Regions from separate parts of the Homo sapiens genome. Here all the other regions are linked to region 1. A link is a contact called in ENCODE Hi-C or POLR2A ChIA-PET data. All regions are on one chromosome and are shown on one strand. The core of a region is the stretch at or near the end of the contact, and the rest is flanking DNA. Distances in the headings are between cores, read along the strand shown.

The links. Hi-C counts contacts between places; a loop is a spot of excess contacts on that map. ChIA-PET counts read pairs that join two places held with the same protein, here RNA polymerase II (POLR2A). Pooled maps may share reads with other maps.
Region 2: a loop to region 1 is called in a pooled map, with 4 times the contacts of the local background. The contact joins the promoter of GID4 here to the promoter of TNFRSF13B in region 1. A Hi-C loop is called at or near these places in 2 of 37 single-sample maps with no recorded cell type and 2 of 50 pooled maps.
Region 3: a loop to region 1 is called in a map with no recorded cell type, with 9 times the contacts of the local background. The contact joins the promoter of TOM1L2 here to the promoter of TNFRSF13B in region 1. A Hi-C loop is called at or near these places in 3 of 37 single-sample maps with no recorded cell type and 6 of 50 pooled maps. POLR2A ChIA-PET finds 5 or more read pairs at or near these places in 1 of 52 experiments (activated CD4-positive, alpha-beta T cell).

What each region holds. Positions count from the first base shown.
Region 1 is chr17:16,970,287-16,974,337 of GRCh38, reverse strand. TNFRSF13B (TNF receptor superfamily member 13B) reads left to right here and starts at 2,220. Exons shown (of 5, transcript NM_012452.3): 1 at 2,220-2,323. The coding sequence starts at 2,263. RefSeq lists enhancers at 499-548, 619-788.
Region 2 is chr17:18,037,153-18,041,203 of GRCh38, reverse strand. It overlaps GID4 (GID complex subunit 4 homolog), which reads right to left and starts at 1,796. Exons shown (of 6, transcript NM_024052.5): 1 at 1,302-1,796. The coding sequence starts at 1,739. ATPAF2 (ATP synthase mitochondrial F1 complex assembly factor 2) reads left to right here and starts at 2,036. Exons shown (of 8, transcript NM_145691.4): 1 at 2,036-2,323. The coding sequence starts at 2,191. RefSeq lists enhancers at 788-847, 1,998-2,107, 2,248-2,297, 2,308-2,377 and silencers at 1,198-1,787, 1,798-1,887.
Region 3 is chr17:17,969,599-17,973,649 of GRCh38, reverse strand. It overlaps TOM1L2 (target of myb1 like 2 membrane trafficking protein), which reads left to right and starts at 1,250. Exons shown (of 15, transcript NM_001082968.2): 1 at 1,250-1,388. The coding sequence starts at 1,337. DRC3 (dynein regulatory complex subunit 3) reads right to left here and starts at 788. Exons shown (of 14, transcript NM_031294.4): 1 at 676-788. RefSeq lists enhancers at 497-816, 1,188-1,757 and a silencer at 1,497-1,546.

The sequences.
Region 1 (4,051 bases), core at 971-3,470:
AGCCCTGACCCTGGGGGTATGCAAACAGGAGGTGAGGGGGGACTCAGTGAGGGCATCCTGTAGTGACTTTGGGCTTGCCCATTTCAACAGGCAGAAAGTTCCTGGCAATGGGATCTCTTTCTTACCTCTCTCTTAGAAATCCACTGCCAGAGCCCAGCTATGGTTTTGTCACTGTTCATTGACACAAGTAATTAAATGTAAACAAGTAATTAAATGTAAAACCCCTACAAATGTAAAAGCCCTAAATGTAAAATGTTTAGCCCTACAAATAGGGCTAAAGTCCCCTTTGACGGTCACCCCCAGTCCTGGTTCCCTCTTGCCCCACCCGGCGAGAGCCAGTTTCGTCATGCATGTCTTTGCAGACTTCTTATGCTTCACAGTCATGTGTGCGTGATCACAGACAACACAGCGCTGTACTGTGTGTGTGTGTGTGTGCATGTTGTTTGCTTTTGGTTTTGTTTTACTAAAAGGCATCATGCTGTAAGGCTCATGCTATAAGCTACTTTTATTTACTCAGCGTCTGTCCTGAAAGCTTCGAGATTTCTCATTCTTTTAACTGTGCAATAGATTCCTGGCTCTGGCCTGTGCACCCTGCTTATTCAGGCATCCTCTGCTGCATGGACATTTACATTGTTTCCCGTTTCTCGCTGTCATGAGGAGGCTCACGGAGGAGGAGAATTTCTGGGGGGTGGGTTAGGTGTGTGTTGTGCATTTAACTGACCCTGGCTGGTTACTCTCCAGAACGCTGCTGCCAGCTCCCTCCCTCCAGTGGGCCCTGAGTTCATGCTTCTGTAGATCACCCCCCTGCCCTTGATGTTACCAACTTTAAAACTTTGCAACCTGATGGCTGAAAGTTAGTTTTTCATTGTTCAGTTGTTTTTCTGATTTTTGGGAGACTGGACATTTTCCTGTGTTTGCTGACCGTCTGCATCTCCTCTCCTGCTCTGTGCACCATCACCCTGCTCCAGCTGCTTCCTGCAGCCTCCCTCCTTCCTCTCCACCTCTCCATGTCCTCCTCGTCCTTCAGTTTCTTCCTAAGGGCCCATGGGCTTTCTTTGGCTTTTACGTTCCTCTCACTCCGCCTTTGGCTGTTGCTGGGCCTCCCATCCCCTGGGAGGTTTCAGACGATGGGGAAGACACAGGAGTGCAGTCGCCATGCAGTGCAATACGGGCTGTAATGTTCCTCCTCCACGGCCTTTATTGAGGACTTACTGTGTGCCAAGAACCTGCTCTAAGAATGTAACTGTGCTCCCTCCCTCATTTCATGCTCATAACCGCCTGTGAGGCGGGCAATGTTCTCATCCTTTTTTTTTTTTTTTTTTTTGAGATGGCATCTCTGTTGCCCAGGCTGGAGTGCAATGGCACGATCTCGGCTCACTACAACCTCTGACTCCCAGGTTCATTCTCCTGCCACAGCCTCCCAAATAGATGGGACTACAGGCACGCGCCACCACACCCGGCTAATTTTTTGTATTTTTTTTTAGTAGAGATGGGGTTTCACCGTGTTGCCCAGGATGGTCTCGAACTCCTGAGCTCAGACAATCCACCTGCCTCGGCCTCCCAAAGTGCTAGGATTACAGGCGTGAGCCACCATGCCCGACCTCATCCTTGTTTTACACAGAGAACATGGAGGCACAGAAGAGTTCCATAAATTGCCACCAAGGCCTTCTGCTAGTATGCAGCAGAGTCAAGATTCAAACGCAGGCTGTCCGGTCCTGGGGTTCAGCCTCTCCAGTGCTCTGCTAGGTGTTGGAGAGGGTCAAGGAGATACAGAGAATGAGTACCACCTGACAGGCTGGGACAGTCAGGGATGGCTTCCTGGAGGAGGTGACACCTCAATGGAGCCTTGAAGGAAGAGCAGGAGGAGCCGACCAGGCAATGAATAGAATAAGTATACCCAGGAAGAGGGAAAGGCCTGAGTGATGCTGGGAGGGTGGAGAGCTGGCCTGGCTTGGGGTGTGTGCCGGCGGGCAGGAGATGAGGACCAAGGGATGGCCAAGGCCAGATCTAGAAGAGCCTGGGCCATCCCATAGTCAATACCTCATCGCAAGGCCCGGCAGGCCTTCCACTGCTCTGTGTGTACCCCATGGGACGCCAGGAGCCTGGGCCGCAGCCACCCACCTGGGCTCCTGAGACCCAATGCACAGGCATGGGGGCGGGAGTGGGTGTGGCTGATTTACATCCAACAGGTTGAGGGGAAAACCCAGGAAGTGCAGCCCAAGCACTAATCAAATCTAAGACTAGTAATAAGCATCCTGAGTAATGAGTGGCCTGGGCCGGAGCAGGCGAGGTGGCCGGAGCCGTGTGGACCAGGAGGAGCGCTGTGAGTAGCCGGGCAGGAGGGCAGGAGGGCAGGTGGGAGGTGTGAGGAGGGTTGGGCCTGAGTGCCGTGGGGGTTGCAAGGTCCAGCAGGTGCAAAGCCCACAGCAGATCCACACACTGGGGCAGTCCCAGCCTCCCCAAGCTCCTGCACATGGAGAGCCCCGAGTCTGGATGCCTCTGGGATGTGGGGCTTGCCTTCCGTGACAGAAGCCACTGAGGTTGCAGGGTTGGCCACACCGGCAGGAATTCCCTTTGTCACCATGGCCCCTGCACAGCCCCCATTTTCCCCCTTACATGCCCGCTGGACCATTTTAATGCTAATCTCAAATACCAGATTGTTTGAGTTGTGGAGACCACAGGATTTATTCCTTAAGAACACAAACCCTAAAAACAAAACAAAAAACTAAGCATCATACCTTCACCCCTGCTGAAACAACAATTCCTGAACATCATCACATAGCCCGCCAGGGTTCAAACTGTACCAACTGTCTCACCAATGTCTTTCTCAGTTGACTTGTTCAAATCAGCCTGTCCCACATTAGACTTTTGGCTATGTTTTAATCTATAACAGTTTCCACCCATTTTTTCTGTTATATATTTATATTTATATTTATCCTATAGCTTTCTTTTTTTTTGTTTTGTTGTTTTGTTTTTGTTTTTGTTTTTTGAGACAGAGTCTTGCTCTGTCACCCAGGTTGGAGTGCAATGGCATGATCTCGGCTTTCTGCAACCTCCGCCTCCCGGGTTCAAGCCATTCTCCTGCCTCAGCCTCCCGAGTGGCTGAGATTATAGGTGCCCACCACCACGCCCGGCTAATTTTTTGTATTTTTAGTAGAGATAGGCTTTCGCCACGTTGGCCAGGCTGATCTCAAACTCCTGACCTCAGGTGATCCACCTGCCTCAGCCTCCCAAAGTATTGGGATTACAGGCATGAGCCACGGCACCCGGCCCGTATAGCATTTTCATCAGGGTGGGTTTCTAAGGTTTTATGAAAGGGCCCCAGGTCCTTTAGTGCAGACAGAACCCATGGCCAGATGGACCCGGGGCACAGCCTAGATTCACAGCCTCTGCCTGCTGCTCTGTCCCACACCTCAGGCAGGGAGCAAATTTGTTCTTCAGTCCTTTTTTGTGTCCAGCCACCAAGTCCCCAGAATCTACACAGCCAGGGGCTCAAATATGTAAAGTTTCTGAGAGACTTGGACAAGGCAGTGACCAGAGGCTGCCTTAACACAGGATGAAATTGCCCAGTGCTCTGGGGCCACGAGTCAGGACCCAGCTAGAACTGTGACCTGGCAGTGGCAGAAGCTGTCTGGTGCTGCCGAATCAGCCCTGGCCGGTTGTCCACTGGCCCACTCTGGGACCTTGGCTGAGCCGCTTCCCCTCAGTGTAAAATGAAGAAGACTGTCTTTCCTACCAGACATCCCTCAAACACACAAAAGTGCTTTGATGAAACTACCAGACCCCCTCTTGGGGAGTCATGAGGAAAGGCTCTGAGAAGCCCTGCGGTTAAAAAACTGCCTTGACTTTCTTTAACCCAGTGTTTTTCAAACTAATCCGACCACAGAGCTCTTTCTTGGTGCAGCACCTGTTAACCGGCCAAGCCCGTGAGGAGGCACAAGCAGAGGGCTCTGAGAATCACCCTCCTTGGCTGCTCTCTGGTCTCGGGGTGCAGGAGAGAGTCTCCATCCTGCATCCAAATTTGTGGCGGCCCAGAGTCTGAGCCCAGCCC
Region 2 (4,051 bases), core at 547-3,046, 1.1 Mb before region 1:
GGGGGAGGCAGTGGGGCAGCACACAGTGCCTTTCAGAGGGACAGGTGTTTGGAGGGGCTTCTGGGAACAGCCTGGCAGATGAGGTGTCAGACTAAGGAAAAAAAGGGCAAAGGGAAGGGGAAAGGGGTCCTTAGTCAGGCAGGGGTAGGTATAGAGGAGGAAGAGTTTTGTGGGGAGGGGAGATAAAAGAGTATTCACCACTGCCACTCCATTTCAGCTGGCAAAAAGTGTCAAGCCTGAGAGGAGTGAGGTGTGGGAAAGGCCCAGACAAGTGAAGCTGTACTTCCGAAGCTGATCAGGGACTGGCAGCAGGTATTCAGGAATCCAGGTCAAATGGGGGGAGGCGACTGGACATGAACTAAAATTGGGTGAGTTAGATTTCCCAGTACATGGGTACCAGAGACTAAGAGGAAGCCCTGTGCCTGTGTAGAGAAAAGTTAAGAACAGGAAAGAGGGTCCCCTGGAACCAGGATCGAGCAAGACGAAGGTATGGGGTGGGGAAGTCTGGATAGAGGCCAGGAAGACTGGGAAAAGACTGCAAATGGTCCCAGAGCAGGGGCAGGAGGCCTGGGGGTGGAGAAGCTGGAAGGAGCTGGGTGCCTGGACCATGAAGAGACAGAAGCAGTGAGTGGAACAGGGGACCCAGGAGGCAACATCCCAACAGACTGTGAGCAGCACTCAGGGAGTGAGTGCCTGGTCTTGAGGTGAGGCCAGGGCCTGACCAATCAGTTGCGGGTTAGGTGCTCCCCCGTCTGGGGGTCTGATGAAGCCCTCCTAAGGAGATCTCAGGAGGAGGAAGACCCCAAGGTCTGCGGATTCCTGGAACTGAGGAAGGGGCAGGAGGACATGTCTCAGGTCTGAGAGAATCTGACGTGGGCCCAGACATGGGGAGGGTCCCAAGTCTGGTGAAACCAATGGAGAGTTCTTCAGGGTCTGAAAAGGGCTGGTGGCAGTCCCTGATCTAGGGACGACAGGTCATGGGGAGGAAGGACCCAGGCCTTCTCCGAGTCATGAGGGGCTTCCGGATCCCAGACGGGCCGGTCACGGGCTTCAAGTCTGGGAGTGTTCGGGGTCCGCCAGGAGCCGGTCACGACGGGCTCTGGGTCCGAAGGGGCAGGTCAGGGCTGGGGCTCGGAGAGTGTGAGACACAGGCTGGGAAGGTCCCGGGTGGGAAGCGCCGGGTGCAGGAGGCCCCGGCGGCGAGGGCCTGTTCCGCGGCTGCGGGGTCGAGGAGCCGAAGCGGGCACGGCCCGTGAGCGCCGCGAGGAGGCCCTCGGGCCCCGGCCCGGCCCGGCGCTCACCTGCAGCACCACCTCTACGTCGTACGAGTTCCCCTTGCTCTTCTGGTGGCCGCGGAACTTGGAGCCGCTGTAGAGCAGGCTGGTGGCCACGCCGGGCTGCTGGGTGTTGATGGGCGGCGGCGGGATGAGTGAGGCCGCGGAGGCAGCGGAGGCACCGGCCGGCGGGGGACACTCGGTGCGGACCGGCATCGCGGGGTCCCCCGGAGCCAGGGCTGGGGGGAGTGGGAGAGGAACCGCCGCCGCCGCGCGGGAGCCGAGGAGGGTGGCGGGGAGGGAGAGGCCGGGGCGCGCACGCGCGGGGTGGGGGCGGGAGGGGCGACCACCCGCCCGCTGCCTGCGGAGCAAGCGCTCCGGCCGCCACCGGGACCCAGGGACCTGCGAGCAGGGCCTCCCAGTCCTGAGCTGGGTCCCCCTCCCGACTTGCCCTCGCGCACACATACACACACACAGACACTCACAGACACACAACACACAAACACACACAGACACACACACACCCCGCCCCTTCCGATTGGCTCAGGCGAGCCTGGGGGGCGGGAGCAGGCTCAGGCGGCGCTTCCGCCCATTGGCGGGAGGAGAAAACACGTGGCGCGGTGCGCGAGCGGCCCGCTGGGACTTGTAGTCTCCTCGCCGAGGCGCGGCGTGGAGGGGGCGGGGCGAGGTGCGTTTGTGATGCTGATTGACTGGGGGTGTGCGCAGGAGGCGCGCGGCGGCGACGGCGCGCCGTAGGTGTCATGCGGAAGATGGCGGCGTCCAAGGGAGGTTGAGGGCTCTGAGGAGGCGTTGAGAGGTTTCCGTACAGCCCGACCGTGCGGCTTTGGGGATCCCATCGCTCTGTGTTTCCTGCTCCAGGTTTCGCGTCTCGCATCTTCCCAGACCCTCGGGCGCGATGTGGAGGAGCTGCCTCCGGCTGCGGGACGGGGGACGCCGTCTCCTGAATCGGCCGGCGGGTGGCCCCAGCGCTTCTATGAGTCCGGGGCCAACCATCCCGTCTCCAGCCCGGGCTTACGCCCCGCCGACAGGTAAGACCATGACATGTTCTTTTGGGTTGGGGCCGAGCTGGGGTAAGGTGGGCTTCGGGCTTCGGCTGTGCAAAGCGAAGTAACTGAGGCAGGGTTCAGGCTCATGAGGTTATGCAGGCCAGTCAGGTCTTTTTACAGATGAGAAAGTGAAGCCCAGACAAGGGCAGACGACCCGAGAGGGAACAGCGAGTCACGCACGATACAGTAATTGATATTTGGCCTGTGCAGGTTTTCTCAAAGCTTATGGCTGCCCTCCCTTTAATAAGGAAAGCAGGTGTCATCTTTGTTTTCAAAAGGGGAAGTTTGGGCTCTGAATCAGGACTTCGTCTGGGTTACAGGCAGACTCTCTCAGAGGTTTGTGGTGTCTGTCTGACTGTTTTCCGTGTCTCCACTGCCCAACACAAGACCTGCCCAGAAGGGACCTAGAACCTGGGCCTTCATTCCTCCATCCCGGGCACTTCTGCTGCAGGTTTCCTGACTTTCCCTCCTACCACAACCTCTGCCATCTGCAGCCTTCTCTCCTAAATAGAAATTGACACCTCCACCTCTGACTGTGGAGTCACCTCCACCTCCAACTCTGATGAAGCTTAGAAGTAGTGGCTCTTTCATTGCTGATGGTGAGTGGTGTCAGGGTAAGAGTGAGAATGACTCATTTCAGTGAATGAAGAGCAGTAACACCCTCCCACCATTCAATTAGTTTTATTGTGCTGGAGGCAGGAGGCACGGTTGTCTTTAAGACCCACCTGTATGTATTGGTAGAGAAGCTCAATTAAAGAAGAAAAAGGCCCACCTGAATGATGTTCACTGTTCATTGCAAAAGGTTATAATATTCTGATTAAATTGTGGTTTATAATATCCTGATAAGGGACATACAAAGAAACTGTGAGAACACAGAGAATCGCTTACTCCCATCTTGGGGATGTTCAGGGTTTAGAATGGGTCTTGGGTGAAAGGGCGTTTGTTTAAGCTGAGCCATGATAGATGAGTAGGAGTTCAGCAAAAAGGTGGGAGAGTGTTGGGTATCTAGAACGTGTCCAGGGTGACAGCAAGGTATGAGGGACTTTTCCCTGACACTGCCTGTTTTAGAAAATCCAGAACTTCACAGGCAGTTTGGCATTGTGGCAGGAGTGCAAATCTAGGATCTGATGCTGGCTGAACCTCTGAGGTCTGTGTGATCTTGGGCATGCAACTACTTCCTCATTTTTCTCCATGCGTTGAAGTACTAGGTTGCCTTTGAGGATCTTTCTGGCTGTCAAGTTCTTTTTTTTTCTTCTTCTTCTGTTTTTTTGTGTTTTTTTGAGACGGAGTCTCCTCTGTCACAGAGGCTGGAGTGCAGTGGCACCATCTCGGCTCACTGCAACCTCCGCCTCCCAGATTCAAGCGATTTTGTGGTCTCAGCCTCCCAAGTAGGTGGGACTACAGGCGTCTGCCACCATGCCCTGCTAATTTTTGTATTTTTAGTAGAGATGGGGTTTATATTGACTAGGCTGGTCTCGAACTCCTGACTTTGTGACCCGCCCACCTCGGCCTCCCAAAGTGCTGGGATTACAGGCGTGAGCCACCGCGCCCAGCCAAGTTCTATAACTTTATAGAAATGGGGAAGGGGGCTGGATGCAGCAGGGAGCTGAAGTTTCACCTGCAGGACTCAGGGGAAGGGCCTGGAAATGGGCCATGAAGGGCCAGTAAAGAAGAGAAAGGAAGGGCATCCCAGGGAGGCATAGCAAAGGG
Region 3 (4,051 bases), core at 1-2,500, 1.0 Mb before region 1:
AAAATAAAAAATAAATAAATAAATAAATAATGAACAAAATTTTTCTTAAAAAAGAATAAAATCAATCACTTACTGAATGCTTACTGTGTGCTCAGTGCACATGCATTATTTAAGTACATGTAAGCTCCGGAGGCCATAAAAAGGGAGTCCTAATGCCCTTATTTCCCAGCTAGGGAACCTGAGGCTCCAGGGAGGTAAAGGAACTTGTCCAAAGTCGTACAATGAGTTACTGACAGAGACGGATACAGAACTTGAGTAGCCGTATTCACATCCAAAGCGGTATATACAGTACCAAGATGAAATCATTTGATAGTTATGAGGTCAGTTATGATGGCTAAATTCTGGGAAAAGTTATCAGTGGACCGGGTACCTCTCTTTCTATGAAAGGAGGCTGGAAGACGGAACCCCTTAAAAATCCATTCTGGCCCTGCTCCCTCGGGAAATGCTTCCTTAGTATTTTTTTTTTTTTTTATTCAAAAGCTTGACAAGCCCAGGACTAAAGTGTCTTGGCTGTCTCACACGACTGTAAAGTGGCTGGGAGAGGACCTACGTGCTCATTTTATAAATGAGAAGGGCCGGGCCGGCGTTCTCCGAGAAAAAGGTCACAGGAAAGAGTTACGTCGGGCACTATCTGTCCCTGCAAGTCCTCCGGGAGCCTCAGCTCCCAGGTCTCACCTTCTCAAGCGCTGGGAACTCGGCGGTTCCACGCAGCAGACGCGTCTCCCGGTTGCTGGGGAACCAAGCGCCGCGACTTGGTTGCTAAGGGGAAGTCAGAAGGGAGACATCCTGGGTGAAAGTTGACAAGTCACGTGACCACATCTCCGTGTGGTGAAACACTCCTTACACCAACCAGCCGTAGAGAAAACAAATGTTTCTCCAATCAGTACTTTCTATGGGCGGGGATATTCCTAGATTCACCTCTGTTCCGTCCATTTGCGTGATTGACTCGTCTTTTGTCCAATAATAGTAAGAATCCTTTAGATTGACCAATATACAGAGGAATCAAAATGCGCAGCTTCCCCTTTGGGGGCGGGCCAGGGGAGGTGCCGCCACGGCTGACAGGGACTCCGGTGACCTAGCTCGCTCCTCCGCCCAATCGGACGCTGCGGGGTGGGTGGGGGCTTTGCTGACAGAGGTGTAACGACCAATAGGAGGCGGGCTTCGTAGGTGTCCCCCAATAGAGACGCGGCAAGGGGGCGGGGCCAAAGGCCCTAAGCTCGGCGTTCCAGAGAGTGGGGAGGGGGCAAGTGTCAGTCAGGACGGGAGTCCGGCGGGTTACAGCGGAGGCCTAGGTGGCAGACAGGGGGCCCGGGCCGCTGCGTGTTGTCCACCCAAGATGGAGTTCCTCCTGGGGAACCCGTTCAGCACACCAGTGGGGCAGTGCCTCGGTAAGGCCGCGTGTGGGGCAGGAGGCTGGGCAACGGCGGCCGCTGATCCGGCTGGTGAGGACCGCGGGCCTCCGCCGGGCGCCGGTGCCACTTCACGAGCGGGCTGGGCCTCCGCCAGCCGCGGGTGCCACTCCACGAGCGGGCTGGGCATCCTGGTCGTCGGGCCTTTGCCGGGCGCTTGTGCCACCTCACGGGCGGGCTGGGCATCCTGGTCGTCTGGCCTTCACTGGGCGTCGGTGCCACCTCACGGGCGGGTTGGGCATCCTGGTCGTCGGGCGTTCGCCGGGCGCCGGTGCCACCTCCCGGGGGGGCTGGGCCTTCGCCGGGTGCCGGTGCTATCCCACGGGCAGGCAGGGCATCTGTGTCCTCGGGCCTCCTCCCGGGCACTGGTGCCACCTCACGGGCGCGCCAGTGCCACTCTGCCAGGAGGCACCCCTGAGGCCCAACTTGGACTCGGAGATGCCCCAGGCTTCCCTGCCCATCAAGGCTCAGCCCTTCCTTTTGCTGCTAGAGGTGGTGCCAACTGCTGGTCTGCTTCCCCAATGCGCTTTGGGAGATGCCACTGCATGTGTCTTTATCCAGCCCAGCAGGCTCACTGCCACTGCCCCAAGGACCCAGTTCTCCCAAACCCTTTGTGGGATGTCACCTTCTTCTCCATCTTTGTCCCTCCTCTTCGGTACCAGCAACCCTCAGACTGGGCACCCTCCCAGAAATGCCCCCTGCTCCGGGACTTGCTAATTTGAGCTGCAACTCAGCTGTGCTGTAGGAGGGACTGGGATAGGAGGAGGGGCTCTTGGAGGGTGATTATCTTGGCAGGGGGATGGCATGCCTGCAGTGCCTCCCAGGAAAGAAGGGAGGCTGTGTTATTTAATGATAAGAGCCCTGGACTGGGAATCATGGAAGCCTGGACTCTAGCAGTGGTTTTGTCAGTGACTCCATATGACCTTGTGCCCTTTCTGGTTTGAAGTTCCCCTGTCTGTCAAAGTGTTTGGAGATGAGATGTGATAGATCCCTTAAAGTTCTCAAGTTTTGATATTCTTTGTAGTACTCTGCACATTGACTGTTGCTTCCTCCCCCACCTCATATTAAGTTTACCAAAGCTGAAATCTTTTGTTGGCAATGTAGAGAGAATGGTACTCAGCATTATCTGTTAATCCTATAGGGGGGATGTGGACACCTGGGGACACCAGAGATGGCCAGAATCATGGATAAGGAAAGCCCAAAGTGTAGGTAAAGGAATACTGAAATGGCCACCATATGGGACTTCCTTACTAAGAAAGCAACTTGCCTTTTTACCCAAGGCAGTGGCTTATGCCACTTGATCAGTCAAGAATGCTGATTAGTTTGTTTGAAAACTGGATTCCTCCTGGTTGGTTGAAGGACTGGTAAAACGTCTTTTATGAGCCAGGATCTTTGGTGTTCTTATGGGCCTGATTTCAGCAGTAGTGATTTGTTTATTTTCTGCTTTGCTTATGAAATTTTAGCTTACTTTCCAGCCTTTAGTGGAGCCTATAAACTTATTGAGGTCTCTCCTGTTGGCTAATTAGCATTTAGGAGCCTTTCTTTACTTTCTGGCGTAGTATCTTTTATAATGCATGAGGGACCCCAAAAGAGTGTTTTCCCACCTTTTTGACATCTTGTCTCTTGCTGCCCACTGGAGAGTCTCTGGATTCTCACTTCCTTACTTCTTCCCCATGTCCTTTTCCACTCTCTTCAGGTGCTCTTGCATGGCAGCCACACTCCAAAAACTAATTTCCAGCCAGTTAATGGAGGGAGCCAGAAAACTTGCGAGAATTGTTTTCCTTTCTGTCCCCTTTATAATAGGAAGCTCTACACCTTTAAAATGACAAGGTAGTAAATGAGGGGTAGAAGTTAAAGGGGATTTAAAATACAAATGTGGTTGGGTGCGGTGGCTCACGCCTGTAATCTCAGCACTTTGGGAGGTTGAGGCGGGCGGATCACAAGGTCAGGAGATCGAGACCATCTTGGCTAACACGGTGAAACCCCGTCTCTACTAAAAATCCAAAAAAAAAAAGAAAATTAGCCAGGCGTGGTGGCATGCGCCTGTAGTCCCAGCTACTCGGGAGGCTGAGGCAGGAGAATTGCTTGAACCCGGGAGGCGGAGTTTGCAGTGAGCTGAGATTGTGCCACTGCACTCCAGCCTGGGCGACAGAGTGAGACTCTGTCTCAAAAAACAAACAAACAACAACAACAACAACAAAAAACCAAATATAAGAGATATAGGGATATATAGCAAGTGGAAAGAGCTTGATACTTCTGTCAGGGAGACCTAAGTTGAATTTTGACCTGGCCCCCATTTCTTGGCTGTGTGACCCCAGAAAATTGTGTTGCTTTCTGAGGTTTAGTTTGTCAGTCTTCTGAGAGAGAGAGAGAGAGAGAGAAAGATTCCTATTCACAGAGTAATGTAGTTTAAATGAGATAATGTATGAAAACACTTAGCATAGTATCTGGAACATAGTAGAAGCTCAGTAAATTGAAACTGCCACTGTTAATAACAGAATATTTAAGTTAGGGTTGGATTTTCTATCTGGAGAGGATATGTGAAACAACTGGCCCGTCTGTGACCTGTGAAGGAAAATACCCTACCAGGCCCCAGGATTCACCATTGCTCATAAGATGCTTGACTAAAGATGATGATGGCT